Linked DNA regions of Homo sapiens: region 2 is linked to region 1. Evidence: chromatin loops called from intact Hi-C (ENCODE). Cell type or tissue: IMR-90. All regions are shown on one strand. Each heading gives the region's core, and the rest is flanking DNA. Links, peaks and the distances in the headings are about the cores only.

Region 1 (15,387 bases), core at 5,409-10,408:
TGGTGTGTGCGGGCGCTGGTTTGTGCGGGCGCTGGTGTGTGTGGGCGCTGGTGTGTGCGGGTGCTGGTGTGTGTGGGCGCTGGTGTGTGTGGGCGCTGGTGTGTACAGGTGACCGTGGGCCAATGAGCTCCAAACATCATTAGTGAGAAGAAAAGGAAAAGGAATGGAAACTCCACATTTGTATTGATAAACACAATAAATGGATTCTTGTCAAAGCAGGACGTCCCTGGCCCCAGCTCCTTCCTTCCCACCCAGAGTCTCAGGGCCACACCGTTGAGGTTCAGACCTCCAGTGAAGGCCGCCGTCCATCTGAGTGCCAGGGAGAGCTGGGCTTGGGAAGCCCCCGTTGTATTCCTGGGAGAGCGCGGCTTTTTCCTGAAAACGTGCTGAGGCTCCAAGGCAAGGGTGGTCGCCATGAGTACCTCCCGCCAGGGCACTGAGGGGACACCAGAACCTCTGTCCTCAGCTCATCAAGAAGACAACTTTGCACCCTGAGAAGGCAGAGGCGTGACCGGGCCCCAACACTGACCCCACCTCTGAATGTCTTGTCTTCTCGACTGGCCTGTTCGTGATGGAAGAGGCTGGCCTGCCACGTTCGTGATGTCAGGGCCGGGCAGTGGACGGGCAGAGGCCGCGAGGAAGAGGAGACCACCGCCCAGATCTCCTCATGGCTGAGCCCTGGAGTCCTCCTCGGCCCAACTCTCTCTTCTTCTGGACGGCTGGTTTCCATCCTCTATCATGAGATAGATAGAGGCCTGCTGAGAACATTCTAGAACTCAAGCTTCGGAGCTCTAGGTCCACAAAGCACAGGTTTTGGAAAACAATGTGGGAATGCTGTTCCGTGGTGAGAAGGAAGGCAGAACTGACACAGGCACAGGACTAAACATCCCACTGCAAGGGAGAAGCTGGATGCAAAAGGCCGGGCTCCATTCCGAGACATCCAGCAAAGGCAGCATCTTCGGGGCCAGGGAGCTGGCAGCAGGGACTGCAGAGGGGCGAGGTGTCCTCTGGGGGTGGTCGGATGGCAGTGATGGCTGCACAGTTCCTAAATGCTCTGAAGTTTATGAAACATTTCGCTTTAGAGGAATATATTTTACAGTATGCAAACTATATCTCAATAAAGCTGTTAAAATACACAAGTTATAAAACAGTCACGCAAAAAGCCTTCAAGATACGGCAGGAAGTGCACCTGTGCGCCATAGGTCAACCCATTCCACCATGTGGGCGTGAGTGTGAGACACGTGGGTGCTGTGTGAGGGTGTGCCTGTGTGGATGTGAGTGGGCACATGCTTGCACACGTATGTTCACATGCAGCCTTCATGTCCGGGAATGCTAGGGCTGCCCACCTCTCCTCCACGTCCTCCTCTGCACAATCAGCAACACCGACTGATCCCTTTCTGCACGTCACAGACCCAGGCGAGGCCCTTTACCGACTCGGCTGCGATGGCCGCAACACCCAGTCTGTGGATGAGGAGTCTGGGCTCAGAGGCCAAGCTGCTCAGTGAGTGGCCAGCCGGGGTCTTGCTCCATGCTCAGCCTCCACCCCCACCATCGAGCCTGTACTCTGCTCTCTCCCTTCGGCCACCCGACCCCTCCTGGCTGAAATCCAAAAAGAAACCCGGTGTCTGCTGGAAGGAGCCCAGGGGTGCCCGCTGGGTCCCCAGGAGGTCCCTGCTGTCCGTCAGCACTGCGAGGGCTTCTCGCCGTGCTCAGTAACACACTTCCTCTCCTTGCATGTTTTCCCAGAAAAGAATGTTGGCCAGATGCAGCACATTTTACTCCTTTGGTAAGTAGGGAAACTGAGGCACACAGCAGCTAAGTGACTTGTTCAGGGCCCCAGGCTCCAGGATTCCCGAGACCCACCGCAAAGCTCCTCCCCGAATCTACTGACCCCCTCTTCAGAAATCATCTCAGAAAAGAGAGTTCATTCTTATGAACAAACCACGAAAGCCTCGTCTTCTGGGATGACTGAGGCTGGTATCTGGGAGATGCATCATCTGACTTTTGCTGCTCTGCCCAAGCGGATAGTGCAGGGCCTGGGTTGGGGTGCGCAGCAGGGTACAGGGCCTGGGGCAAGGTGGGCAGGGTGCTCCCCACCCCAGTTCTTCCCCAGGCACTGCAGGGTCCAGGTTGGGTGGCTTGTGAGTGTCCCAGGCAGCCACAGGAGCTGAGGAATCCAAGCCTGGCCCAGGGGCAGATGCTCTGAGGAGCCCCTCACCCGTGGTGAGTTTACATGTGGAGCGCCGGAGGTGCTTGCCAGAAAGGAAGGAAAAGGGCAGCTGGAGACAGCCCTGCGGAAGCCACGGGGCCGTATTTATTCACCACCTGCTCAGACCTCGTAAGGTCCACGAACACCCTCAGCCCAGTAAACAGGGTGGGAGGGTGCAGGGCCCAAGCCCATCACCCGTCTCTGTGGTGCTAGCTTCTTGGTCTTCCAAACTGACCTTTGGCTGTTGAGAAAGGTCAGTGATGCACTGCAGGGTGTCTCTGCTGTCTCAGACAGGATGGGCGCTGGAAAGGCCGTGACCTGCCTGCCTTATTTATCTTAGCAGCAGGAAGGGTAAGGCATTCCTGCAGGTGAGGCAGCGGTGCCGGCAGGAACCGCCCCAACCGAACTTCAAAAAGTGATTCAGAGAAAGGAGCCGCTGTGAACTAAGTGCCATGAAACCAGAACAATCTCCCATCGACTTGAATGAGAGGTTAAATCAACAAATTAACCCCAACGGGAAAGATGACGGAGAAGTCTGCCTGTTAGGACACTCCATGGGAGGAGGGCGTGAAGGGCAGCTGTGCACTCCCCATCAGGTGGCTGGGCACAGAGCAGACTTGAAAGGCCCCTCTGCCCCTTGGGAGACAGGGTGGCCAGTCCCAGGGAATGGGGCCGGCAGGGCTGGGGCCCCAGCCTTCAGGTGTGGACAGCCTCCCTGGCAAACACACATCTATCTGGGATCTGGAAAGTGTGACTTTCATCCTGTCCCTGGCCGGGGAAGACAGCAGAGCCAGGAGGGCAGGAAGATGGCTTACTGATGGCTTATTTCCTTCTCTTTTTGATGAGATGGGGAGGAGATCTCTCCCTTTCCAGCCTTTAATGTAAATCAATTTACTTGTTACAAAGTCTCATCTTATTTAAGGCTTCCTAAATGAGGGTCTCCCACACCTGGCCCCTCTACTGAAGCCTCACTGCAGGCCTGGGGACAGAGGGTACCCCGAGTCCTGTGGGTCCAAACTGAGGAAGAATAGCCTGCAGCTTCTAGCAACTCCCACGGCCTCCCAGGTGCAAGTTGTGAGGTGTCTTCTTGGGAGAAGACTAGAGACGGCAGGTGGGGTGAAGGAGAACCCCGTTTTCAGGGGTCTGCCTCTTCCTATTGGAAACAGCTCACCCCTGGGAGCTCCCCAGCTTCTAGGGATTAGACGGAAGCCTGGGGCATCATGAAGGCATGAAACCCATGCTTTAGTTAGAAAGGAAAAAGGATTAGGAGCCTCCAGGGCAGGTGGGGAAGGTAAGTTATTTCTTAGCACTGCGCGTGTCGGATTATGATGGACAGTGTATTTGTGTGTCTTCAGTTAAACACATTAACTGCTGAATTAAAAAAGCCATAGAGAGCCAACAATTACAGAATGCCCCTGACATGCTGCTCCTGCCATCTGTTAGAGGAGAACAAATCCCACAAAGAAGGGGGCTGGACGGCAGGGTTTTGGGGTGCCCCTGGACCAAGAAGAAAACCCCAGAGATGCAGTCTCGTGGGGGAGGTGCATTGAGCTTGGTCCCCAGACTGCCTCTTCCCGTGGGCCCTCCCTGTGCTGCTCCCAAACAAAGGCAGGCGTGCAGGACCCGGCTCCCTCCGTGAGAGCGCCTGCAGCCCCGCTGGCTCAAACTCACCTGCCCTTTGGAATGACAAGTGTGCGGAATTTTGTAGGGAAAAAGCCCTCTTGTCCCTTCTGTGTTATCCTCCCAAGACCAAGACTGACTCTGAGACCAGGACATAGCAGGCGTCCCATGGTCGAGAGGTCCCGCCTCCCACCTCATTCCTCCCCATCACAGGGAGAGAGCAAGGCCTGCCCCAAATGAGGGTGGCAACCAAACAGCCACAGCAGGGGGCTGGCAGCAGAAAAGGTTGAGGGGCTGCAGCAGCGGAGTGGGCTGCTGGGGGAGGGCGGGACCCACTGCAGGCCCCGTGGACGTGGGTGTCACTCCCTCCCGTGTTCCTGGTCTGTGCCAAGCAGACACATTCCCACAAAGGGCTGGCAGGTCCCTCCACCACCACTGAGCTCCACAGTCCCCAGCTTCTGGTTATAAGGAATATTTGGAGCAGTCGGTTGGCCCCGAATAGAGTCCCTGAGCCAGGCAGTCATTAACTGCAGACCAGGATGCAGGGGTGACCTGGATCCTAGAGAACTAGAAAGGCCCCAACCTGAGGGCCTGTGGGGAGCCAGGCCATTCTCACCTGATGCACAGTGTGGAAGCTGCAGGAACTGACTCCACCAGGCCTTCCAGAAAGTGGCAGCCGCCTGGCTCAGGATGGCCAACACTCCAGCCTCCCTCCACATGGCCACAGTGAGGCCGCCTGGAGGGAGGGAGACCTTGTGGCGGGGACATCGGAGGAGCCCTCTCAAAGGCTTGGGACAGCTGTGGGGGGCCTCTGGGCACTCCAGCCCCTGGGAATGTGCCCCTCTTGCCATTTCTATGAATGGCCACCCACAGCCACACGCCCCACCATGGCTCCCCAGGACGGGCCACTGGGCTCCAGGGGGTGTGCAGAGGAGGTCGGTCACTTTCAATGAAGCCACAACCTCTGTGAGAACAAAGGGACCAAGGAGGCCTGGACGGAAGGGCGTGGCCACCAGCATGGCCACCGTGAGAACTGCAGGGGGATCTGCAACTGCCTCCCAGGTGTCCCTGCTCCAAAGCCTTCCATGGCTCCCTATCGCCCAGCCATAGCATCCAAAGCCTTCCATGGCTCCCTATCGCCCAGCCACAGCATCCAAAGCCTTCCATGGCTCCCTATCGCCCAGCCATAGCATCCAAAGCCTTCCATGGCTCCCTATCGCCCAGCCACAGCATCCAAAGCCCGTGTGGTCCCTCGGCACACCGCAGAGCTGCAGGACTAGGGCAGAACTTCTGGAATGTTGTGCTGGGTGCTAATGGTGAATCACTTCAAAATTCAAAGTTTGGCGAAAAAGTGCAAAGAGTAGAACATAGAATTCACACACATTAAACAGAGTGGCCCCGTACCTCCCTGTCATGAGGGCTCCGTGGGATGCTGCCTGCCTTCCGGCCCTGGAGCCACCCCATCCCCAGCAGGGACGCCAGCCATGTCCCCAGCGTGGACACCTATACCCCAGCATGGATACCACCAATGTCCCAGCATGGATGCCCACATTCCCAGTGTGGACACTGCCCATGTTCCAGCATGGACACCCACATCTTCAGTGTGGACACCCGCGTCCCCAGCATGGACACCCGCGTCCCCAGCATGGACACTGCCCACGTTCCAGCATGGACACCCACATCTTCAGTGTGGACACCCGTGTGGACACCCATGTGCCCAGTGTGGACACTGCCCATGTTCCAGCATGATGCCCACATCTTCAGTGTGGACACCTACACCCCTAGCATGGATGCCCATGTCCCAACATGGACACTGCCCACGTTCCAGCATGGACACCCACATTTTCAGTGTGGACACCCACATCCACAGCGTGGACACTGCCCATGTTCCAGCATGGACACCCACATCTTCAGTGTGGACACCCACGTGCCCAGTGTGGACACTGCCCATGTTCCAGCATGGATACCCACATCTTCAGTGTGGACACCCATGTCCCCAGCATGGATGCCGCCCATGTTCCCACTGTGGACATGGGCCACTGGCTGTGCCTGATCATGCATCCCTTGGGCCGTCGTCTGTCACCCCCCTCGGCATCCCCATACTGCTGTCCTTGTGGAACAAGCTGGGCTTCTCCCTGTCTCCCCACACTGGATGGCACGATGTTCCATGGAAACTGTGGGGGCCGGGGTGAAGCCCATGTGACCCCGTTCTGCTCTGGTTTGTGCCCTTGGGCACCTGTTAGCCAGGACCTTTGCTCTTTGCCTGGAGTGAGCCACCCTCCTCCTTGAGGCCTGATGGAGTGACCCAGCCGCCTCAGAGAGCAGTCCCCGATTCTGTGGTCACCTCAGCCCTGCGCTCACCAGCCACTCACCTCTCCCCGCTCACACTCCCTTGGGCCTGGTTTTCAACCACTGATTTCAGTCTTGTTTCACTTTTTTTTTTTTCTTCATGTGGTGTCTTGCTCTGTTGCCCAGGCTGGAATGCAGTGGTGTGGGCTTGGCTCACTGTAACCCCTGCCTCCTGGCTCAAGCGATTCTCCCATCCCAGACCCCTGAGCAGCTGGGACCACAGGCGGGAGCCACCATGCCCAGCTAATGTTTTGTATTTTTTGGTAGACACAGGGTTTCTCCATGTTGCCCAGACCGGTCTCTACCTCCTGACCTCAAATGATCTGCCAACCTCGCCTCCCAAAGTGCTGGGATTACAGGCATGAGCCACTGTGCCCGAACTTATTTCACCTTTTTATGTGAGAAATTTTGCAGACAGTGCAAATGATTCCTCCTACAGAGTGGGGTACATGTTGGTCAGCAGAGTCTCCCACTCCGATAACAATGTCAGTCAACCCAGGTGCACAGAGAGGTTAAAGGGCCCTGTCAGCCGCACATCGTGAGACGGCTCTGTGGGGAGAACGCAGGCTGCTGTCCAGGTGAGGGTGCAGTGGCCCTCCTCCCACCACTCAGAGCTCTGACCTGCGTGGACTGGCGTGTGCAATGCGTGCGCTGGCATGTGAGATGCACGGGCTGGCGTGTGGAGCATGTGAGATGTGAGGACATCCCACTCCCAGGCTCTCAGGCTACTCTCTGGGGAGATTGGGCTCCTGGGTCACGTCCCTTAAAGAGGGGCTGAAGCAGGACCCATTCCTAGGTCCATCCCCTTCTACCGCTGTTCCCAGGGTCCCCAAGGACGCTGACCTCACCACCCGTCTGGGCACGGAGACCCCCGGACCCTCACACTTCCACCCCTCTCATGGTGCTTCCAACCCTGGCCCCAGATCACAGATTGAGAACCTCAGGACCTGGGAGGGGCGGCATGAGCCAGCAGGTCAGACACAGAGTGTCAGTGAGGGCGGGGCTCTGTGTGTGCTCCCAGCAGGGCCTCTCAGCCCCTGGGACCCTGCCCCGAAAAGGCTCTCTCCCTCTGGTTCCGAGTCTCCCCCGCAGGCCCTCACCCCACAACAAGCTGGGGGTTAGGGCGCTCTTCGTTCCCATCTTAGAGATAAGAAAGCCGGGGCTGAGAGAAGCTGGTGGGGGACGTCAGGGCCCATGCTGCCTCTGGGATGCTCCGGCTGGGGTCTCAGGGTGGGGACTATGTGAGCCCGAAGACTGCAGCCACCACCCTCCCGCCGTCACCTGCCCCTGCTGGGAGGCAGAGGCCCCTGGGTGCTCGGGTTCAGTGCCTGCTCTCCAGAGTCATTGGATTTTATTCTTGGAAAGAAACTGCGGGCGGGGGAGTGGCCGGGAGGCAAGGCGAGCACAAAGGCCTCTCAGCTGCTACTGCTGCCTCAGCTCTGGACTTTTCCCCTCCACCCAGAGGGCAGATGCTTGGAATTCTCCCTGCTGCCTCCCCCGGCATCTGATCTTCTCAGGCATAAACACTCGCCTTGTGGGACCTCAGCTGCTGCCGCTGTTAACTCAGCACTAAAAAGTGCTCTAACCTCCTGGAAGGAAGACAGGAGCTGTGAACCCATCAGGACCAGAGGGCCAGAGGCTCAGGCAGGGTCAGCTGCAGCCAGGCAGGTGGGAGGGCTGTGTAGAGAGAACCCCCAGGCTACCCTGTCACTCCTGTCCCAGGCAGGAGGGCTTTGTAGACAGAACCCCCAGGCTACCCTCTTACTGCTGTCCCCTGCACACAGCACCAGCTAGCACAAGCCTTCCACTGCAAGGCAAATGTTAACTCTCATAAACACATGCGCTACTAACCAGGTGTCCGTGTGACCCACCGGCCTGCCTGTCAACCTCCCCACTCCTTGTGTCCGTGTGACCCACCGGCCTGCCTGTCAACCTCCCCACTCCTTGGGCCTGCTCTCAGACACTGATCACACGTGCCCTGCTGAGAGCCCAAGTCCTCCCCGCCAGTTTGGCTCCTGGGGAATGGGAGCTGTGGCTTAGGGGAAGGGTACAATTTGGGAAATAAAATAACTTCATCCCAGGGCTGGCCCCACACCAGGGCCATACACAGGGGCCAGCAGCCTGCCTGGGGGGCTGCACTGGGTGGTGAGAGTGGGCCCTGACACCGGGCACAGGTTCAAACCCAATCAGCCTCCGCCAGTGGTTCCCTGGGGGTCCCTGGATTTCTGTTGCCTTTGCTCCCTCAGCTGTATAGGGAGATCCTTCTGCTGCCAGTGGGTGAAGGGACCCAGGGTGTGTCACAGCCCCTGGGGCACAGTCACTGTCAGCCTCACAGTGGTTTTTAGAGAACGTTTTTGTGGAGCAACACCAGCTCCTCCTCTAAGGCCCGTGGCCCTGGAGGGACTCTCAGGAGGCTGTGGCCGCTTCCTCCTTCGTTCAGGGACCAGCCTTGAGAAGGCGCCTGGGGTCTGGTCGGCTGTCCTCTCCCATGGGGAGCTGACCTCCAGGACACAGGTGGAGGAGGACCGAGGCAGGAATGGCCGCCTCCAGGCAGCTGTGTTTATCACGCACACTGTTTACCGTCACTGTGCACAGATAATCGACCATCAGCAGCTTCACTGCTGCTTCTGAATTCTCTATGAGGGTGCACCCCTTCCAGCAGCACTGGGGCAGGCCCCGTCTGTCCTCAGGTCCCTGGGAAGTTCCTGAGGGCCGCCCAGCGGGGAGCGGAAAATCGAAGGCGGACGGGCACAGCAACTCTGTTTTACACAGAGACACTGCTCAGGTTTCACTAGAAAATGGAACTCTGCTCCTAAAATCAGCGGGAAGCCGGGGCAGGTGAGGGAAAGCACGTGAGCCCCGCAGTGAGAACAGACGCTCCCATGGAGGGGCACGAATCCCGCTGGCGCTGGTGGTGCCCTGTCATCCGTTTATTTAAGGGACGTGCTGCCCTCCTCGCCGGCAGGAAAAGCAGCTGCTCAGCACTCGCAGCCCATCCTCCACCTGCTCAGGCTGTAGGATGCGGGACTCAGTCTCTCAGTCTCAGCTTGGCTCTCCACCCCGCGTCCAGACAGTGAGCCAATCCCGGCGGCGTTACCCCCAGAACCCACCCAGCCTCCATCTGACCCCGTTCCCACCTCCACGTCCACCACTGGGACCCACCCCTGGTTGGCTCGTCTCCCTCCTGAATGTTGGCAATGGGCTCTAGAGTCTCCTCTGCCATTCTTGTCCCTCTGCCCCCCACGCTCTCAGCCCCGTGATCATGCTGAACAGAAATCACAGCAGAGAACTCCTGCTCAAAGCCCACAGACGGCTCCCACCTCCCTCCTGAGCAGCTAGAGGCCTGAGAACCACCACAATCTCAAGTCCCTTGTGGGCTGGACTTGTTCGCTCTCTGGCCTCACCGTCTGCTCCCACTAAGGGGTCCCTGGGCTGTAGCCACCCTAGCCCCTTGCCTCCCTGCCCCTGGGCCTTTGCACATGCTGTCTGAGGAGCTCTTTCCCAGCGTGGCTGCCCAGCCCATCTTCTCCCTGTTCTCACTGCCGGCTCTGATGCTGCATTCATGGGGAGGCCTGTCGCAAGCCTGCATGTTCATGGCTGCATACGGCGTTTAGAGTAACTTGACCCCTGCCTGTTTGCCTGTTTGTTGTCTGTTTCTCCCTGGAAGGAAAGTTCTGCAAGGTCTTACTTGCTGCTGTTTTGTTCCCTTCCATCTCCCCACTGCTGAGAGCAGTTCTTGGCCATGGCGCGTGCTTAGCAATGTGTGCTGCGCTGAAGTTTGGAGGAAACAGATGACACCCAGGGCACACGTCCACCATGCACGGTGCTTCCATGTGATTCTCAGCCGCCCTCTTGGGGGCTACTCTGTCCATTTTACTGATCTGCCAATCGGGGCTCACGAAGCCAGCTCCAAAATCCAGGTCTCCTGGTTTCCATTCGAGGCTTGCCCACCGATCCAGGCCATTTGCTGGAGACCTCAGGTCGGCAGGAAGCCCTCACTGGCCACCCAAGCGGACTCCCGGCTCCGCTCTCTGCCCTGGGCTCCGTGGGGAGAAGGTGCCTGTAAACTATGGGGGGTTATGAATGTGAACCGCGAAAATGATCATGAATGTGAACTGCAAACTTTTCAGAGCTTAGTGCAAAAAGACAAAAGATAGCCCACACCTTCTTCCTGGTTCCACCCAACTTCCTGGTAACTAAAATGGTTACTGCCAGCCGATAATAAAAGGCCAAGGAGCCCCGGGGCTGGAGACCCTGCAGTGTGCGCCTTCCCGACACAGGGCCAGGCTGCAGGTGGAGATGCCCCTTCTCTGAATCCTCTTCCACGGACTCTGCTCTCTGTGCCCCAAAACTGCTCCAGCTGGTTTTTCTGCCTGGAATGTCCTTTCCACCTGTGTCACTGCCCAGAGCCATCTCTGTCTCCCCAGGCCCCCAGCAGAGTCCTCCTCAAGTCCTCGCCCCTCCTCTTGTCTCAGGGTCAGGCTCCTGGGGACTCCGTGGCCTCGGTCAGGTGTCAGCAGGATGGCTCAGGTTGGATCTCCACTGGGCGTCCTCGCCCTACAGAGCAGTGTCTCTGGAGCCGGTGGGCGGATCTTGATGCAGAAACCCTGGGAGAGGCTGGCAACTGCATTTGGCGGGGCCCCAGCATCTGTGTATCTAGCAAGTGCTGGTGCTGCCGGCCCAGGGACCCTGAGAACACGGCCTCCGAGTGACACATGGGCCCAGTAGAGGCCCACGGGCTGGAACCGAATCATAGCTCCTCAGACAGACAGGCTGGGATGCTACTCCGCGGAAGCGAAACGCAGTCACCCAGAAACAAAACGGCCTCTGTTCTGCAACCCCAGGTCCCAGACTAATAGACTCACTACAACGGGCCCAGCCATGCCTTCATTCCACTCACTCCGGATCAGGTGTCACTAGGAAGAAATGGTCAAGAGTGGCCAGTGGCCAGTGACCAGTAGCCCCACGTTCAGGTGTCCAGCACAGGCCAGTCGGCCTCCCCGTGAGGTCCTTGAATGAGCCAGGCTCTGTCCGGCCTCCACAGCGCTGCACTTCCTGGCCCTCTGCTGGGCTGCTGCTGGCTCATCTGTTGGCTCAAATGTCATCTCTGTGGACAGAGCGCTGCCAACCACTCAGCCAGGGGCCTCGCCAAGGATGCACCTGTGTGCCACAGTGCCCCGTCTGCTCTGAGGCTTGATGGGACCAGGATGGTCTTCCTTATTCATCTATCATGTGTCCTGCTCAGTGTCACAGCAGCTCCTCCACCCCACAGTCCTTGTGCATCTCCAGGACTTTGCAAAATGTTCTCGATAAAGACTCATTAAACAAATGCACACTGGGCTGCTCTGGACTGAAGGTCTGTGTCCCCCAAATTCACCACGTGGAAATTCTCACGCGAGGGGGATGGTGTTAGGAGGCGGGGCCTTTGGGAGGTGATGTGGTCATGGGGGTGGGGCCTCAGGAATGGGATTAGTGCCCTGTATAAGAGAGACCCTCCGCCCCTCCATCATGTGAGGTTTGGGAGGTGATACAGTCATGGGGGTGGGGCCTCAGGAATGGGATTAGTGCCCTTTATCAGAGAGACCCAGAGAGACCCTCCACCCCTTCATCATGTGAGGACACTGCAAGAAGGTGCCGTCTGCAAGGAAGCGGCCCTCACCACACACCAAATTGCCCAGTGCCTTGATCTCAGGCTTCAAGCCTCCAGACTGCCAGGGCTGATTGTCTGTTGTTTAAGCTCCTGGTCTGTGGGATTTTGCTACAGCATCCTGAAAGGACTAAGACACTGTCCCAATCCAGTCACCACCAGGGTGACCTCTGCGGCAGCCACCCCGTGAGCAGGCCTGGCCAAAGACGAGAGGACAGAGGCAGCCTTGACCCTGGACAGGCACACAACGTCGGTGTATCAGTCAGTTCTCACACTGCTCATAAAGACATGCCCGGGAATGGGTACTTTATAAAGGAAAGAGGTTTAGAGGACTCACAGTTCCACATGGCTGGGGAAGCCTCACAATCGTGGTGAAAGGTGAAGGAGGAGCAAAGAGATGTCTTCTATGGCGGCAGGCAAGAGGGCGTGTGCAGGGGAACTCCCCTTTATAAAACCATCAGATCTTGTGAGGCTTATTCACTATCATGAGAATAGCACGGGAAAACCCGCCCCCGTGATTCAGTGACCTCCCACCGGGTCCCTCCCACCACACATGGGGATGATTACAGTTCAAGGTAATAACCTTGGGTGGGGACACAGCTCAGCCATATCAGTTTTCATATCACTGAAAACAGGTCCTGGGATCCAGAGCTCTCAGAACTCAAGGTCACGGTCATCATTCATCAAACATCCACAGCCTGGCCTGTCAGCAAGTACCACCGACGGCTGTGAGCTGACCGGCCCCACCTCACACTCGGCCATGCCAGCCCTGTGGAAATGTCGCCCCAGACCTGACAAGCAGCCTGCAGTGTAGACATTTGCTGAACTTTCACAGGAGACTCAGGCTTCCTGGACCGAGCCCGGGGCTCCCACTTGCCGGGCAGCATCCTAGGAATTTAAATCAAGGCAAACTCAGTCTTTGTAAGGAACCTCTGATGAGGTTCTCAGATTTTTGCGTAGGCAGACTATGGGGATTAGAGGCCAGAAAGCCTCTGGAACTATTCGGAGACTGTCCACTGAGCACATGTCCAGAGCAGGATAAACATGACCTTTATGATTAGACCCTCTGAGCAGCTGAGGGACAGCGGCTCCTCAGAAGTGATCAGCACCTTCTGCCTCTTCCTTAGGAAACAAGGTGGGTTCTGGCACCGGTGGACTCCAGCAGGGAGCAGCTTCTTTTGTTCGAGGTGAAATGAGACCTAGGTTTCTTTTGTTTCTTTGCTCTGTGGTTGGTTTGGAGTAGTGATTCTAAACAGCGGCCCTCAAGGCTTCGTGTTCAGTGTGGGATGCTTGTAAGGGACCCTCGCCCTCGGCTGACCCCTGTGCTTCTCCAGACTCTCCCTAGCAGATGACCCGGGAGCCACCCCTCTCTAGGTTGGCCGACTCGGGAAACCCTCCCTGCTCAGCAAGGCTTGGCCCACTCTGTTCTGTCCAACTGCCCCTCTTCCCAGGCAAGCTGTGTGTTTTTAAAAATAGATTTTATATTTTAGAATAGTTTTAGGTTCATAGCAAGATTGAGAGGAAGGTGCAGAGAGCTCCCATGTGCTCCCTGCCCCCACCCGCACACGGTCTCCCCCACCCACGCACGGCCTCTCCCCACCCACATACCGCCTCCCCCCACCTGCGTACGGCCTCCCCCACCCACACATGGTCCCCCCACCCACACATGGCCTCCCCCCACCCACACACAGTCTCCCCCCACCCACACATGGCCTCCCCCACCCACACATGGCCTCCCCCACTTAGTGGTGTATGGGTTACAATCAATGAGCCTGTGCTGACTCGCCACCGTCACCCAGAGTCCATGGTGACACCAGGGCTTACTCTCGGTGCCAGCCATTCAGAGTGGTTCCACTGTCCCCAACTCTCAGCCAAAGCAGAACAGCTGGGGAACGGGGTGAAGGTGCTTACACCTTTTCCAGATGTGTTCACACACAGAGTCACATCGAGCAAAGGGTTTACATTACCCCCATTTCACAGTTGGAGTAAACCGAGGCCCAAGAGGAATAAAAACATTGCCCAAGACGGGTGCCTGTAATCCCAGCTACTCTGGAGGCTGAGGCAGGAGAATCGCTTGAACCCAGGAGGAGGAGGTGGTTGCAGTGAGCTGAGATAGTCATTGCACTCCAGCCTGGACAGCAAGAGTAAAACTCTGTCTCAAAAAACAAAACAAAACAAAACAAAAATTGCCCAAGAAACAATTACAGAAATGAGAACCAAAGTACCCGGCCAGGTGCCACTTCTACCGGCCCCTCCCTCGCGCAACCCCTTCTGTAACTCACCAGGGACTGGAGCCCCAGGGCAGGTCCAGTGTCCCCAGGGGCCAGAGCAAGCTCTGGGCCCAAGGATGCCCTGGTGCCTGCACAAGGGGTGCAAGGGGTCAGAGGTGTCCTGGACCCTCAGCAGAGAGTGGAGTTACCCCTGTGTGTTTAGAGGGACTTGACAAAGCTCACCTAACAGAAGGGAGAGTGACTGTTTTTTCTGTACTTCACATCATGAATTGAAAAATCAGGGGTCAAACTGTAGAAGGGGCACCGAATGACCACAGCAGTGTGGTGCCTGAGCCGCCAGGGACAGAGTACGGAGCCCACCTGGCAGGATGTTGGGGACAGCACTTGCCTGTCCCAGGTTCTGTGGCAGTTTCCGATGCCCAAAAGAGGCATCTTCCGCCGACGGGCACAACGGACCATAGTGCTCCCTCCCTCCCAGGCAGCGGGAGCATGGAGCTGACCTGTTAGCTGCTCACAGAGGTCAGTGAGATGCAAGCCTGACCTGGGCCTTCCTGTCCTCGTGGACAAAGCAAATTGCCTCTCAGCCTCTACACCCACCACAGGGCGAATGCAGCCACCCAGCCCCCGCCAGACCCCTGGCAGCCCCCGGCTTTGGACCGGGGTCCTCTGACTGTCCTTCTGTCTGTGTGCTCAGCCAGAACCCCAGAGGGGCCTTTGTCACAGTCCTGAACTGCTCCCTACCAGGCCTCCCGGGACCCGGCACCTGTCGCTGGGGAACAGGCCCAGGGCCCAGGGTTCAGACACAAATGCTCAGTGACATCGATAGAGTAATGGGCCTCGTGCCTGGTCTCCCTCCACAAACCCTGGAAGGTGCCCTATACGTTTCCAGAGTCTTGAAGGAAACCATTGGCCCAAATTGTGTTATTCATGGAAAGGCACCAAAACAATTTAAAATATGTGAACCTCCAATCAGCACTACCCGGTTGATTTAAAACCCCACACGCCGCCATCCATTTAATTTTGCTACATTTAAGGACAACACAGCTGTTTGGGGTTGGGGGCCGGCGGGGGCCGGCGCCTTCCCTTTATCTGAAGTCCACAGGCCTGGTCCACTTTCCAGGCACAGATGTGGTTTCTCCAGGCCCTTGAAGTTTGCAGAGAACTGTGCATCTGGCAGCACACGGAACACCGTGAGGACGGCCCAGCCCCAAGAGCTCCCATCTCCGGGGCCAGCACTGAGAGGCAGGCACCCTCTTTCCACAAGAGCCCAAATGGAAGAGTTCTAAGACACAGTAACTTCAACACGTGCACCTGGATGAAGGAGAAGCCAT
Region 2 (15,387 bases), core at 5,110-10,109, 81 kb before region 1:
TGCCCCTCCCCACTCCCATCCTGACCACACCTGCCCCTCCCCACTCCCATCCTGACCACACCTGGCCCTCCCCACTCCCATCCCGACCACGCCTGACCTTCTCACCCTCCCTCCATAAAGCTGCCCTTCCCCACTCCCATCCTGTCTACACCTGACCCTCCCCACTCCCATCCTGTCTACACCTGACCCTCCCCACTCCCATCCTGACCACACTTGACCCTCCCCACTCCCATCCTGTCTATACCTGCCCCTCCCCACTCCCATCCTGACCACACCTGACCCTCCCCACTCCCATTGCCGACCACATCTGACCTTCTCACCCTCCCTCCATAAACCTGCCCCTCCCCACTCCCATCCTGACCACACCTGGCCCTCCCCACTCCCATCCTGACCACACCTGGCCCTCCCCACTCCCATTGCTGACCCTCCCGCCACTCCAAGGTGCTGCGCTTCCCGGCTGTCCCAACGCCATATGGGGTTGGCCGTATGCACCAGTTTGCTAGGGGCACTGGGTCCCACTCCTGACTTTGCTTTGCTCAGGCTGTTTTTCTGGTCTTGGTTTCCTCCACTTAATCTGTCCAAATGAGCTTTCCCTGGAGGGCCTGGCTTGAGCCTCACAGTGTTTGCATCCTGCAGTTTAGCACCTGACTTGAGAAGGTCTTTAGAAAGCACTTGGCCGGTTCTACAGTGTGAAACAAGAAATTCGGATCTTTTGATAGTCATTGAAACTTTTTCTTTTCAAAGTGTTTAGACATGATTGTGCTGGCTCTAGTACTTTCTGCACTTTTTTGACTGGTGGCCACTTGTCACTTGTCAAAGGACTGGAAATTGGGCCTGTCGGATACGTCAGTGTGGCGCGGGACAGGCCAAGTGGCCCTCATTCAAAATGTGTGGGACCAGAAGAAGTGTTTCCGATGTTGAATTGTTTCATATTTTCGAATGTTCGTGTTTTGTATGGACCGGTTCAGCAAGATAATCCAGTGGGCATTTTCTTTCAGCGTCATCTCAGTGCTCAAAACGTTTTGGATTTTGGAGCATTTTGGATTTCAGGTTTTTGGATGAGGGATGCTCAGCCTGTAGTTAATGGCCCCCAGCGGTGATCAGCTTTCCTGAACTTGCCTTTTACATGGCACTTCCAGACGGCTTTTGTTACACACCAGCCTCCCTGCGAGCCTCCCACCATAAGAGGCACATACATGCAAATGAATGCAAATGAAATCCCATCAGAAATGGGGCTCCTCAGCTGCAGTAGCCTCATCTGAGGCGTGGCCTCGGGCAGGTGAGAAGACACCTGAGGCGTGGCCTCGGGCAGGTGAGAAGACACCTGAGGCCGTGGCCTCGGGCAGGTGAGAAGACACCTTCAGGCGTGGCCTCGGGCAGGTGAGAAGACACCTGAGGCGTGGCCTCGGGCAGGTGAGAAGACACCTGAGGCGTGGCCGCGGGCAGGTGAGAAGACACCTTCAGGCGTAGCCTCGGGCAGGTGAGAAAGACACCTGAGGCGTGGCCTTGGGCAGGTGAGAAGACACCTGAGGCATGGCCTCGGGCAGGTGAGAAGACACCTTCAGGCGTAGCCTCGGGCAGGTGAGAAAGACACCTGAGGCGTGGCCTCGGGCAGGTGAGAAGACACCTGAGGCGTGGCCTCGGGCAGGTGAGAAGACACCTGAGGCGTGGCCGCGGGCAGGTGAGAAGACACCTTCAGGCGTAGCCTCAGGCAGGTGAGAAAGACACCTGAGGCGTGGCCTCGGGCAGGTGAGAAGACACCTGAGGCATGGCCTCGGGCAGGTGAGAAGACACCTTCAGGCGTAGCCTCGGGCAGGTGAGAAAGACACCTGAGGCGTGGCCTCGGGCAGGTGAGAAGACACCTGAGGCGTGGCCTCGGGCAGGTGAGAAGACACCTGAGGCGTGGCCTCGGGCAGGGGAGAAGACACCTTCAGGCATAGCCTCGGGCAGGTGAGAAAGACACCTGAGGCATGGCCTCGGGCAGGTGAGAAGACACCTTCAGGCGTAGCCTCGGGCAGGTGAGAAAGACACCTGAGGCGTGGCCTCGGGCAGGTGAGAAGACACCTGAGGCGTGGCCTTGGGCAGGTGAGAAAGACAGGCAAGTTTCCATAGTCCCAGAGGCTTCTTTCTCCTGGATGGTGCGGCTCTGGGCTGTTTGGCTTCTCAGAGCTTCCTAAGAAGCTCCATAAACGTGTGTGTGGACTGGCACATTGTTTGTGTTCATCGGCTTTTGGTTTTGAAACATGTTGCATTTTTTCAGATTCATGATGGCTTGCAGATGCTTGATTTCCTGAAGGGGAGAACCTGATGAGCTTGTCTTCTAGATCAGTGGTCCCCAACCTTTTTGGCATCAGGGACCAGCTTCCTGGAAGACCAGGTTTCCACGAACTGGCGGGCCGGGGCAGGGATGGTTTCAGGATGACTCAACTGCATTTCATTTATTGTGCACTTTATTTCTATTATTATTACACTGTAATATACAACAAAATAATAATACAACTCACCACAATGTAAAATCAGTAGGAGCCTTGAGCTTATTTTCCTGTAACTAGAGGGTCCTATCTAGCAGTGATGGAGACAGTGACAGGTCATCAGGCATCAGAGTCTCATAAGGAGTGTGCAACCTGCATCCCTCACATGCACAGCTCACAGTAGGGTTTGTGCTCCCAAGAGAATCTAATGCTGCTGCTGGTCTGACAGGAGGTGGAGCTCAGGCAGTGATGCCAGTGATAGGGAGCGGCTGTAATTCAGAGAAGCTTTGCTCACTTGCGCACCGCTCACCTCCTGCTGTGCAGCCTGGTTTCTAACAGGCCTCCATGGCCAGGGATTTGGGACCCTTGTTCTGTATCACCACCGCTCTAAACTGCGCATGAAGGAGATATTTAAGCGTTCTTACTGGAGTATGGATGACTCTCCCATGCAATGCAGACAGGGAAGATGAAAACAAGAAATAAAGAACAGGGGTATTGGAGTAAAAAAATCAAGAGAAGACAAAAGGGGGTGGGGAAGAGAAGAAAATAATACATAAAAAGTAAAGAGTAAAAAAAATAAAAAGCATAAGGTCCAAAAGGACGAGTGGAGTTTTAGAAAAGGATGGAAGGGTGGATCCATGCACACAGGAAGAGGAGGAAGAGGAGCCAAGCCAGTGTCCTGGGAGACCAGGACAGAGACAGAGATGATGGCAGAGAAGCAGAGGGGTGTTTTAGAGTGACCAGGACAGAGACAGAGATGATGGCGAAGAAACACAAGGGTGTTTTAGAGGCTGAATGTTAGGAATTCAGAAAGCAATTTCTTCATGATGTGTATTTTCAATGTTGTTTCATTCCCTCAGCTCCATCTCTAGAGAAGCGGCCCATGCTGTTGATGACCTGAGTCTACAAGTTTCCTCACAAATTGTATTCAGAGAGCAGCTTCCTGCTTGGTGGGTGTCCGTAGTCCCCACAGATCCCTACAATGGAGAGCAACTCAGAGACTGAATAAATAGAAAATAATTTATTTTAGGCTTTCTTAGTTAAGAAGAGTTGTTTTTGTTCCTTGATTTCTATTGGAACATGAAATTAAGCATTTGACATGCTTTCCTTGTGGGAAACCAGCTCCTGACCCGTAGTTCTATGTGAGGAAGTTACTTCACTTCCATTTATTTTCCAGCCCAAATGATCAATCAGTGCAAATATGAGCAAGTTCTAAAATTTAGAGCACCAGGAAAAGAGATATAAATATAAAATCAGTGATATCATGGGTGAACTTTGTGATTCTAAACTGGAATCAAGCATGATTTTGTTTCTCCTGAAAGCCTCCTTGCTTTTTAGTTTTATCCACGAAAAGGCCGAGAAGTCAGAAGGAGCAGCCCAACACCCCAGGGGTGTCTGAGTACCAAGCCCACTGCAGGAGAAAAGCTCATTTGACACCTCGCATCTGGGCCAGGAAAGGAAGTGGGTGGGAGGAGCCTGGGGCACTTGGGGAGCTGAACAGCAAGGGAGGCCTCAGAACAGAACGGGGGCTGTCCCAGCACATGGAGCCCACGGCAGGCACTCCCTCAACGCGGGATAGAAGCCTGGGGATTAAGGAGGGACTAAAGCAGATTGAAATATATAATTATATGTACAATCTTGAGTTCATAATAATGAGTTTTTAAAAAGACCTCACATTAATTTTTTGGGTGCTAGAACATCAACTCATTATTCCAAAAAGTGATAGAAAGAGAAAAGGGTTGTGATGTCCTTCCTGTAGGAAACATACTCAGGGCAGATGCATGGTTTTTGAGGGAACAGAAGATTCTAGGTAATAAACTCAACAAATGATAAAACTGGAAAACCATCATTTGAAACCCCCAATGAAATGGTGACTCTAGGCCCTCAGAGGATGCTGGTCAGGGGTTGATGGGATCGTCACGATGAGGGTTCAGGGTTGCCTCAAACCCTCTAAGCACTTTCTCCTGAGTGGACGCTGCTCAGGGGTTGATAGGATCTTCACGACGAGGGTTCAGGGTTGCCTCAAACCCTCTAAGCACTCGCAGCTTCCCTGAAGTTGGGATGCAGAGACATGATGTCCCGAGGTGGTGCAGCAGGTGGGACACAGTGGGACTGATGAAGCACTTTTGCTTCAAAATCAAACCAGCATCTAATCAAGTCTTGGGGACAGTCATTTTAAAGGAGAGAAAACCATCTGCCAAGCCAGAATGCGGACATTTCACAGAACAGACTGCCTGGCTTCTCTAGTAATAACTTTTGTTTTTAAAGGCAGGAGGACACAGTAGAATGAGACGTGTCAGCCTCAGTGTGTCCTGGTTTGGAGCCTGGTGTGCACGAGCCACCTGTCACAGGCGAGCTTGGCGTGCACGAGCCGACTGTCACAGGCAAGCCTGGCATGCACGAGCTGACTGTCACAGGCATTGTTGGGACAGTGGGGGAAGTCCGAATGTGTCCTGGGTATATAGGGGGGCAAACCTTCTCCTCTATCCTCCTAGGGTCCCTGGTGGAGCCTGAGAATGGAATTGGCCTAAGGCAGGTTGACGGGGAAGAGCATCGGATTTGTTGAATGTGGGGTCTACCTGACACAGAGCCCCCCGGAAAATGAAGAGTTGAGGAGTGGCACAGCCTGCACGCTGCCCTGCGGGGTTGGGCAGAGGCCACTGTGGACAAGCAACCAAATGAGATGGGAGACAGAGGGAAGGCGAGGGCTGTGCTAACAGGTCTGTCTGTGCAGAGCTGCTCAGCTTCGACCCTGTATTAGCCAGGGATCTCTAGAGGGACAGAACGAATGGAATAGATACATATGTAGAGGAGAGTTTATTAGGTATTAACTCACACGATCACAAGGTCCCACAACAGCCATCTGCACGCTGAGGAGCAAGGAGAGCCAGTCCGAGATCCAAAGCTGAAGAACTTGGAGTCCGATGTTCGAGGGTAGGAAGCATCCAGCACGGGAGAAGGATGTAGGCTGGGAGGCTAGGCCAGTCTCTCTCTTCACATTTTTCTGCCTGCTTTATATTTGCTGGCGGCTGATTAGACGGTGCCCACCCAGATTAAGGGCGGGTCTGCCTTTCTCACCCCACTGACTCCAATGTTAATTTCCTTTGGCAACAGCCTCACAGCCACACCCAAGATCAATACTTTGTATCCTTTAATCCGCTGATCAAGTTGACGCTCGGTATTAACCATCACAGACCCCATCTACTGACGAGAACATGCTTTGTTCCTGGCCCAGCAAGGGCGGCTCTCATGGGAGGGTCAGGTCCTGCCTTCAGTGCAGGAGGAAGAGGGGAAGCTGGAGTGCTCTGCATGAGCCTCCTGCTTCTCAGGAACCTTTAAGTAAAGATAATCCTGATGCCAAAGTGGCATATTTTGGGGTGACATGTTCTGCCACTCTCCATGTGACATTAATTTTGTAAAGTGTGATGAATGGCATGGTGATTGTATTCTATTTCTTTTTTTTTTTTTTAGCGATGGGGGGGTCTCACTATGTTGCCCAGGCTAGTCTTGAACTCCTGGCTTATGTGATCCTCCTGCTTTGGCCTCCCAAAGTGCTAGGATTGTAGGCGTGAGCCACCACACCGGGCAAATTGTGCTTTAAAAGTGTTCTTATCATTTAAAAATGCAGCCTGTAATACTCAGCAATACAACGATCTGTTGTCTGGTTTTGAATGTACAGTATGCTGAGGAAAGGGAGGTGGGTTTTGCAGGAGTGTCTGTGAAACAAGACTGGCCGGATATTCCACACTTGTGGCACCGGGCGATTGCACCTGAGGACGTCTTGTGCTGTTTCCCCCATTTCTGTGTACGTTACAAAGTCCCCAGTGAGAACAGTTAAAAAAATGCTGGGCCTCTCCTTCATTCAGCTTATTATGGTGATCACAAGATGAATTTAGAAAGCACATGAAATGCTAAACACTTCACTAACATTGATAATTTTGAATTCAGGAAAATCTCAGGTCATGTAGGACACAATGGCCATTTTGAAGATGATTTTGTGTCACGTTGATTACCATATGCGGTTCTACAAGGCCCGTCACCTGAATCAGTCTGATGATGGTTACGTATTGTAAACTTTAGAAACTCTTTTTCAAAAGGTAGTTTTAGTTAACGGACTGATAGCCTTATACTTTTTAAAAAGGCCAAGAAAATTGTTATAGCCATACTTTAAAATTGCTCTTACTATGTCCCCAGAAAGAAAAACTTTTACAATTCTTTATTTTAAAGTATTATTGATTGATTGATTGATTCAGCTTTATTTAGGTAAAATCGACAAAAATTGTATACATTCGACATCTACAACATGATAATTTAATATACAGATGTATATGATTACCATCCATCTTTGGATGACACATGTGGTAATCAGTTTTACAACTGAGCATGGTGGCTCACACTTGTAATCCTAGCACTTTGGGAGGCCAAGGCAGATGGATCACCTGAGGCCAGGAGTTCGACACCAGCCTGGCCAACATGGTGAAACCCTGTCTCTACTAAAAATACAAAAAATTAGCTGGGCGTGGTGGTGGGCGCCTGTAGTCCCAGCTACTTGGGAGGCTGAGGTAGGAGATCGCTTGAATCCGGGAGGCAGAGGCTGCAGTGAGCTGAGATTGAATCATTGCACTCCAGCCTGGGCAACAAGAATGAGACTCCATCTCAAAACAAAAACAAAAACAAACACAAAACCATACAATCAGTAAAATGATTACCACAGTCAATGGTAATGACTACCAGGATGGCTAAAGAGTAGAAAGGGGGATTTTATCAGTGATATCAGTTTGCAAACTGAGAAGAGACAGTCTCCAGCTCTCTCTGTTAAAAGGTGAACTCCAGGACACACAGTTTGTGCACAGTCTGTATAAGCTGGCCGAAAATAGCTGGAGGTCTGCAGCTGCTTCTCAGGAAAGAATTGTGCAAGGCTGATCCTCTGCCTAATCAGGGTTGCGGTGGTCTGGGTTGTGAATCAGAGTTAGGGATTTTCCTGATGGCTCCCGTTGTTAGGGAGTTTAGCAAGAGTGTGGTTTTTCTTGTAGCCACAGGAATTTAGGAAGCTGTCAGGCAGCCAAGCCCTGAACCTCTGACTCATAGGTACCTTTTATTTCCTTAATCTTAGGATCCATCTTAGTTGATAAAGAAGCATCTATTGGTCTCTCAGATCACATTTCCCTGTTGTGGTCAGTCATAGCTTGGATTTCTGTGGGCCCACAGGCCCTACTGCATCACTCTTATCTTAAATGGCCTGAGAGAGAACTTCATGGATTTGTTGTTCTTTCCTTTAATAGAACATTCTCTTTAGTTTACTTTATGGATTTGGCCTACCTTATGAAGGAATACTGTATGGATTTGGCCTACCTTATGAAAGAATTTCTTCCTTGAAGCCAAAAGAGATTCCCATAAAACCTTTTCCTGAAGCATTTCCTCTGTGTTTTCTTCCAGTAGTTTAATCACTTTGTGTCTCACATTTAGGCCTTTGATCCATTTTGAGTTGATTTCTGTATAGTGTAAGAGGTGGGGGTCTAGTTTCATTCTTCTGTATATGGATTTCCAGTTTTCCTAGTACCATTTATTGAAGAGACCATCCTTTCCTCAATGAGTGTTCTTGACATCTTTGTTAAAAAATCAGTTGACTATAGATATGTTGGTTAATTTCTGGGTTCTCTATTCTGTTCCACTGGTCTATGTGTTTGTTTCTATGCCAGTACCATGCTATTTTGGTTACTATAGCTTTGTAATATATTTTGAGAGCAGGTAGTGTGATTCCTCCAGCTTTGTTCTTTTTTCTCAGCATTTCTTTGGCCTTTTGGAATCTTTTGTGGTTCCATACAAATTTTACAATTTTTTCAATTTCTGTGAAAAATGTCATTGGTATTTTGATAAGGATTGCATTGAATCTCTAGATTGCTTTGGGTTGTATTGTCATTTTAACAATTTTAATTCTTCCAATTCTTGAGCATGAGATGTCTTTCCATTTGTTTGCATCCTCTTCAATTTCTTTCATTAGTGTTTTCTAATTACCCTTTTAGAGGTTTCTCACCTCCTTGGTTAAATTTATTCCTAGGTATTTTAAATTTTTTGCAGCTATTGTATATAAATGGGAGTGCCTTTTAAATTTATTTTTCATTTAGTTCATTGCTCATATATAGAAACAATACTGATTTTTTCATATTAATTTTGTATCCTGCAACTTTACCGAAGTTGTCGATCAGTTCTAAGAGATTTTTGGTAGAGTCTTTAGGATTTTCTATATATCAGATCATGTTATCTTCAAGCAGGAACAATTTGACTTCCTTCTGTATGATTTGGATGCTCTTTATTTCTTTCTTTTGCCTAATTGCTATGACTAGGACTTCCAATACCATATTGATAAGAGTGGTGAGACTTGGCATCCTTGTCTTATTCCAGTCCTTAAAGAAAAAGCTGAAAGATGTTAGGATGTTAGCTGTGGGTTTGTTATATATTGTCTTTATTATATTGAGGTTGTTTTTTTCTATACCTAATTTATTAAGAGTTGTTTTTTTTTATCATGAAAGGATGTTGAATATTTTGAAAAGCTTTTTCTGCATCTTTGGAGATGATCACATGATTTTTGTCCTTCATTCTGTAGATGTGACCCAATTTGTTTAGTGATTTGCATATTTTGAACTGTCCTCACATTTTGGGATAAATCCCACTTCATCATGGTGTATTATCTTTTTGATGTGCTGTTCAATGCAGTTTGCTAGTACTTTGCTGAGAATTTTTGTAACTATGTTCATCAGGAATGTTGGCCTATAGTTTTTTGTTATTGTTTTGTCATTGTCTGGTTTTGGTATCCCGGTTATGCTGGCCTTGTAGAATGAGTTAGCAAGAATTCCCCCTGCTTCAGTTTTTTTTGCAATAGTTTCAGAAGAATTCGTATTAATTATTCTTTAAAGGTTTGGTCGAATTTAGTAGTGAAGCCTTCTGGTCCTAGACTTTTCTTCATTAGAAGACTTTATTACTGACTTGGTCTCATTACTTGTTATTGGTCTGTTCAGATTTTTAATTTCTTTTTTGTTCAATCTTGGTAGATTATATGTATCCAGGAATTTATCTGTTTCTTCTAGGTTTTTGAATTTATTGGCATATGGTTGTTTATAGTAGTTCTGGATGATCCTTTGTATTTTTGTGGTAGCCGTTGTGATATCTCTTTTTCTGTTTCTGATTTTATTTGGGTCTTCCTTCTTTTTTCTGTTAGTCTGGCTAATGGTTTGTTGATTTTCTTTGTCTATTTTAAAAATTAACTTTGTTTCATTGATCTTCTGTATTTCTTGTGTCAATTTCTTTTATTGTGGTTCTAATCTTTATTTATTTTCTTCTATTAATTATGGGTTTGATTTGTTCTTGCTTTTATAGTTCCTTGAGGTGCATCATAATGTCATTTATATGAATCTTTCCAGTTTTTTAATATAGGCATTTATTGCTACAGACTTGGCTCTTAATACTGCTTTTGCTGTGTCCCATAGGTTTTGGAATGATATATTTCTATTTTAATTTGTTTCAGAGAATTTTAACTTTTTTGCTGTGTCCCATAGGTTTTGGTATGATATATTTCTATTTTAATTTGTTTCAGAGAATTTTAAATTTTCATTCTTAATTTCCGCCTTCATCCATTGGTCATTCAGGAGCATGTTGCTCGATTTCCATGTATTTGTGTATTTTCAAATGTTCCTCTTGTTATTGATGTGGACTTTTATTCTGTTATGGTCGAATAAGACACTAGATGTGGTTTTGATTGAAAAAAATTGTTGAGGCTTGTTTTGTGTCCTAACATGTGGTCAATCCTGAAGAATGTTCCATTTGCTGATGAAAAAATGTATTCTGTAGCTGTTGAGTGAAATGTTCTGTAAGTGTCTTCTGGTCCATTTGGTTTATGGTGCAGTTTAAATCCAATGTTTCTTTGTTGATTTTATGTGTAGATGATCTATCCAATGCTGAGAGTGGGGTGTTGAAGTCCTCAGTGAATATTGTATTGGGGCCTATCTTACCCTTTAGATCTAATAATGTTTGCTTTATATATATATGGGTGAAAATATATTTACAATTGTCATATTCTCTTGCTGAATTGATCCCTTTATTGTGTAATGTCCCTCCTGTCCTCTTTTTTATGGCTTTTAACTTGAAGTCTGCTTTATCTTACATAAGTAAGGCTACTCCTGATTGCTTTTGGTTTCTCTTTGCTTGGAATATTTTTTTCCATCCCTTCACTTGCAGACTATACGTCTCTTTACAGTTGAGGTGAGGTGAGTTTCTTGTAGACAGCATATAGTTGGGTCTTGTTCTTTAATCTGTCAGGCAGTTTACATCTTTAAAGTGGGAAATTTAATTTGTTTACATTCAAGATTATTATTAATAGGTGAGGACTTACTCTTGTCATTTTATTGACTGCTTTTTGATTGTTTTGTCTATCCTTTGCTTCTTACTTCCTCTCTTATTGTTTATTTTTTGCATTTAGGTGGTTTTCTGTAGTGAGTCTGATTCCTTTTGGTATCTTCTTTTTGCATTGGCTATACAAGTGACTTTTATAGTTTTGTATTTTTTATGATGGTGGTTATTGTCTTTTCACTTCCACATGTAAGACACCCTTGAGTATTTCTTGTAAGTCCCGTCTTGTGGTAATGAATTCTTTTAGTTTTTACTTGTCTGTGAAAGATTTTATTTTTCTTTCATTTCTGAAGGATAGCTTTGCTGGGTATAATATTATTGGCTGAATTATTTTTTTCTTTCAATCAGCAGTTTGACTATATTATCCCATTCTCTCCTGGACTGCAAAGTCTTTGCTGAGAAATCCACTGTTGGTTTAATGGACTTATATGTGACTTAATGCTTTTCTCTTGCTGCTTTTAAAATTATTTGTCTTTGACTTTTGACAATTTTCCTACAATGTGCCTTGGAGAGGACCTGCCTGGGGGTTCTTTGAGCTTCCTGGACCTAGATGTCCATTTCTCTCACAAGACTTGGGAAGTTTTCTGCTGTATTTTTATTAAATATGTTTTCCTCAGCTTTTCTCTTCTCTTTCTGGAATGCCCATAATACAAATATTGATTCACTTAATGCTGTCCCATAAATCCTGTGAGCTTTCTTCATTATTTTTTATTATCTCTCTTTCCCTCTGTCTGCCTGTGTTATTTCAAAAGACCTGTCTTCAAGTTTAGAATTTTTTCCTTCCTATTTGGTCTAGTCTGTTGTTGAAGCTCTCTATTGTATTTTTTATTTCTCTATTATATCATATATTTCATTGAATTCTTCAGCTCTAAGATTTGATTCTTTTTTATAATTCTGTCTCTTTATTGTATTTTTCATTCAAATTATGAATTGTTTTTCTATGTTCATTGAATTGTCTGTATTTTCTTGTATCTCACTGAGTTTCCTTAAGATTGTTATTTTGAATTCTTTTTCTGGTATTTCATATATTTCCTTATAATTAGGTTCTGTTACTAGAGGATTATTACTTCCCTTTGGAGGTTACATATTTCCCTGCTTTTTCATGGTTGCTGTGTCCCTAACATTGACTCCTATACATCTGGTGAAAAAATTGTCTCTTCCAATTTTATGGAGTAGGTTTCAGGAGGAAAGACTTAGGGTGCATGGTTCTAGATGGACACAGCAATGTAGTCTCCATATTGTTCCTTTAGCTGTCATACACACTAGTGGTGTTTGTGAGTTTCTCAGTGGCCTACAGTGAGGGAGTCTGTGGTAACAGTGATGCGGCTTTTCCAAGGGTAGGCTCTCAGGCTATATCTCGGGTTCGGGATACACACATGCACACGGTAGGTCACCCAACATGGGGTCTGGCTCATTGGAGTTGGAGCCACATGGCTGTTCCTCCGGCCAGAAGCATGGGCACACAGTTGCTTAGCTGACCTGGGAGTGTGCCTGCCAGGAGTGACTTGTAGGGTTGTTTCTCTGATCCAGGACACCGACACAAGGCTGCTCAGCTCGTCTGGGGTGTGTCTGCTGGGGCCAATTCAAGGGGCTGTTTCCCATGTCTGGGTCACAGCTGCGTGACTGCTTGGCTGGCCTGAGGGTGTGTTTGCCAGGGGCTGCCCACAGGGCTGCTTCTCAGGCCTGGGACGAGGGCACATGGCTGCTCAGCTGGCCTGAGGTATATCTGCCAGGGGTGACCTGTGTGGCTGTTTCGTGGGTTTGGAGTACAGGTTTCAGGCTGTGTGGCTGGCCTGGGATGTGTCCACCAGGGGTGAACTATGCGGCTGTTTCTTGGGCCTGGGGTACAGGTGCAAGGCTGCATGCCTGGCTCGGGGATATGCTTACTGATGGTGGCTGAGAAACGGGGCTGTTTCTCAGGTGCTTATTGGGCAGGTGAGGAGCATGTCTGTAGGGTGTTGGGGTACTGTGGGGCTGTTTCTCATGTCCTGAGCACAGGTGCCCAGCCCCTCCTCTGGCCTGGAGGTGTATTAGCCACTAGGAGGCTCAGGTGCCTCTCCTGCTTGGGGAAAGGTGAACAGCAGCTTGGCTAACTCAAGGGCAGGGTTGCTGTGGGTGGGACTGCCAGGTTCCTCCAGCTGGTAGGGCAGTGATGGGGGTTGGTTTCCCTGCTGTGCAAGGCCGGAGTCACAGCTGATCCTGGGCCCGGGATCCATGCAGCTGGGGTTGTGACGTTCAGCCACCCGTGTAGGCTTGGAGTCATGAAGATGGAGCTCCAAGGCTGGAGAATGGCTGTGGTTTCCATTCCCCAGAGCAGGGTATGCTCCAGAGGTGGCTCTGGTCTCAAGATGGGGCTGTGCTGCAGCAGCTTGGCTCACAGGGATGGCTGGGGGGTGAGCAGTGCACACCTTGTGCTCCTAATCTGGGGCCATGGAGCTGTGTCGTGAATTCTCTGCAGCTCCCAAATGGCTGAGGGCCTGTGAGGACTGCAGGATTCCCCTGCTGTAAGGACTGTAGGTGTTTTCTGTGGGGGCTGGTGGGGATCTGCTGCTTCCCTTTCCCTGCAAGGGGAAGTCCCTTCTGCCTGGGCAGATCTGACCCAGGCAGGGGAGATGGGGCTGCAGAAGCCAGGTGCCTCCCCTCTGCCTTCCTGGACTTCCGGTCAACACAGGTGCCTCTCCACTCCCATGCTGCACTGCACACTCTGCCAGATCTTAGCTCTCTTCCTTCCACATAGTCCGAGCTCAGCTGTGTAGTCATTGCCTTGGTCCTTTCTTGGGCAGAGGGAGCTGAGCACCAGCTCTCTCTCATCAGCGTCTTGCTGACTTTGCTCCCACCATGCAAATATATATATATATATATTTATCTCACTTGATGCCTTAAGCACCAGTATTCTTGAGTCAAACAAAAGGAGACAGATTAAATCCTCATGATCAGGACTTCGTGTTAACAGGAGCCCTTGGGACCTTATCAATCCCCTCCTGTTATAAGTGAACACACAGAGTATTTGTGGTTAGTAATTGCCTTTCTACGCTTCCCTGTTTGCATCCTGGTTAACCTGAAGGAGTTTTTCAGTGAGGAAATGCATCCTGAGGCTGAGGCCTGGCCCCAGCCCCTGGGGAAAGCTTATTATGATTATTAACATCACTGTTTGTTGTTACTGTTCCTTGTTACTTTATTCATTCTCTTGGCAGTCCTCTCCCGTTCCTGCCAAAGTTCCACCGAATCTTCAGATTTGGATATTTGAGGTTTTCCATCTTACTCGTCAAAATAGAATAAAATTTTATTGGGACATTTTGGATTCTGTTTTTAAATCAGAATCCAAGATGTTGCTTTTTAATTTGATAGGCCTGTTCATTGAAGGGCTTCATGCCATCAAATCTGCTGAGAAAGCAAATGATCCGTTTTGTGACCTTGTATCTCCTGGCTCCCACGTTATGTTTTTATTTCCAAAAGTCTAAAGAGAGTTTGAGTTTGTATTGGACGTGTAACACGGCACTTCATTTCCATTTGCAATCTAACTCAGCATTTCATCGTTTGGATTCAATCTATTAATAAAGTCGATCTCAGATGGAGAATCTGGCTGCTGCCCTAGTTCCTGGTAGCTGTCTTAAAGGCTATTTATTTTCATTTTTCATTTAATTTATATCCACTCTGTTGATAATCAGACATGGGAGAACAGATTTCTGGCTTTGTATCAAGTTCTTGTTGGACTGTCTTTGTTCGTCCCTGATTCTCCCTTATTGTTAAGTTTGACAGTTACTGACCTGAATGTCTGAATATAGTCAACAGAGCCTATGTATCAAATGACACTTATTTAGTTACATGCAGCCAATGTAAAGCATATTTTTCTGGTGGTGCTTGGCAGAACTGATAGATTTGATACACCTGAGACAAAATTTTTAATGGTCAGAGACTGTATGGTCCTTAATACATTACTTGTTCTTTTTTAACGTGGGTTCGCTGGGCCTTGAACCACCATCCACAGGACTGATGATATCCACAGCAGGCAGCCTTGGCTTGCACGGAGCTTGTAGATGTGCAGTCCCTCCCTCCTGGCTGTTTTGTGTCTGCCTCTGGGAGAGTCCCTGACTCTGTCTGCATGTTGCTCACGGGTCTCCTCTTCCTCTCAGGTTTCCTTACTTAAAATGGAGAGGGTGAATTCAATGTACTTTTAGCTCTAAAATTTGATGGCAAAGAATTTTATGCCCCAAGTGCTTTTAAAGTTATCCTAGGAAATTGGATATAAATAAAAAACTAGATGCTACAGCATGTAAATGTAAGGAAAACAGTTTTTACTGATCATTGCCTCTGAGCCAGGTGCTTTTCACAGGCTGTTTCATGGGAACCTTGTGATTCCAGAGGCAGGGGCCATGCGTCCCCCATGCAGTTGTGTTCAGGCCTCTTCAGGGAAGTGGCTCCAGATGGGCAGTCCCATCTTGAAAAGAAGGATGCTGTCAAGAGCTTGAAAATTTTGATAAAAGAAAGTTGTTTAAAAAGCCAAGAGAAATGA

The links. Peaks named below come from ENCODE experiments on the same cell type or tissue, not always from the same donor. Only the 100,000 strongest peaks of a DNase experiment are listed, where the experiment ranks them.
Region 2: a loop joins it to region 1, with 7 times the contacts of the local background. A loop is called at or near these places in 1 of 110 quality-filtered maps.

Annotation. Positions count from the first base shown.
Region 1 is chr6:168,080,809-168,096,195 of GRCh38, forward strand. It overlaps a transcript of FRMD1 not described here. Among named protein-coding and RNA genes, the nearest start is that of FRMD1, 9.3 kb to the left of the region's middle. RefSeq lists enhancers at 1,045-2,045, 2,046-3,045. In IMR-90, for the core only: no CTCF peak of the experiment used is centred there; a DNase peak (open chromatin) is centred at 7,653; H3K27ac peaks cover 402 bases.
Region 2 is chr6:168,000,283-168,015,669 of GRCh38, forward strand. KIF25 (kinesin family member 25) reads left to right here. Exons shown (of 13, transcript NM_030615.4): 3 at 2,261-2,377; 4 at 3,332-3,421. Among named protein-coding and RNA genes, the nearest start is that of KIF25, 10 kb to the left of the region's middle. RefSeq lists enhancers at 6,842-8,041, 11,968-12,884. In IMR-90, for the core only: no CTCF peak of the experiment used is centred there; a DNase peak (open chromatin) is centred at 7,539.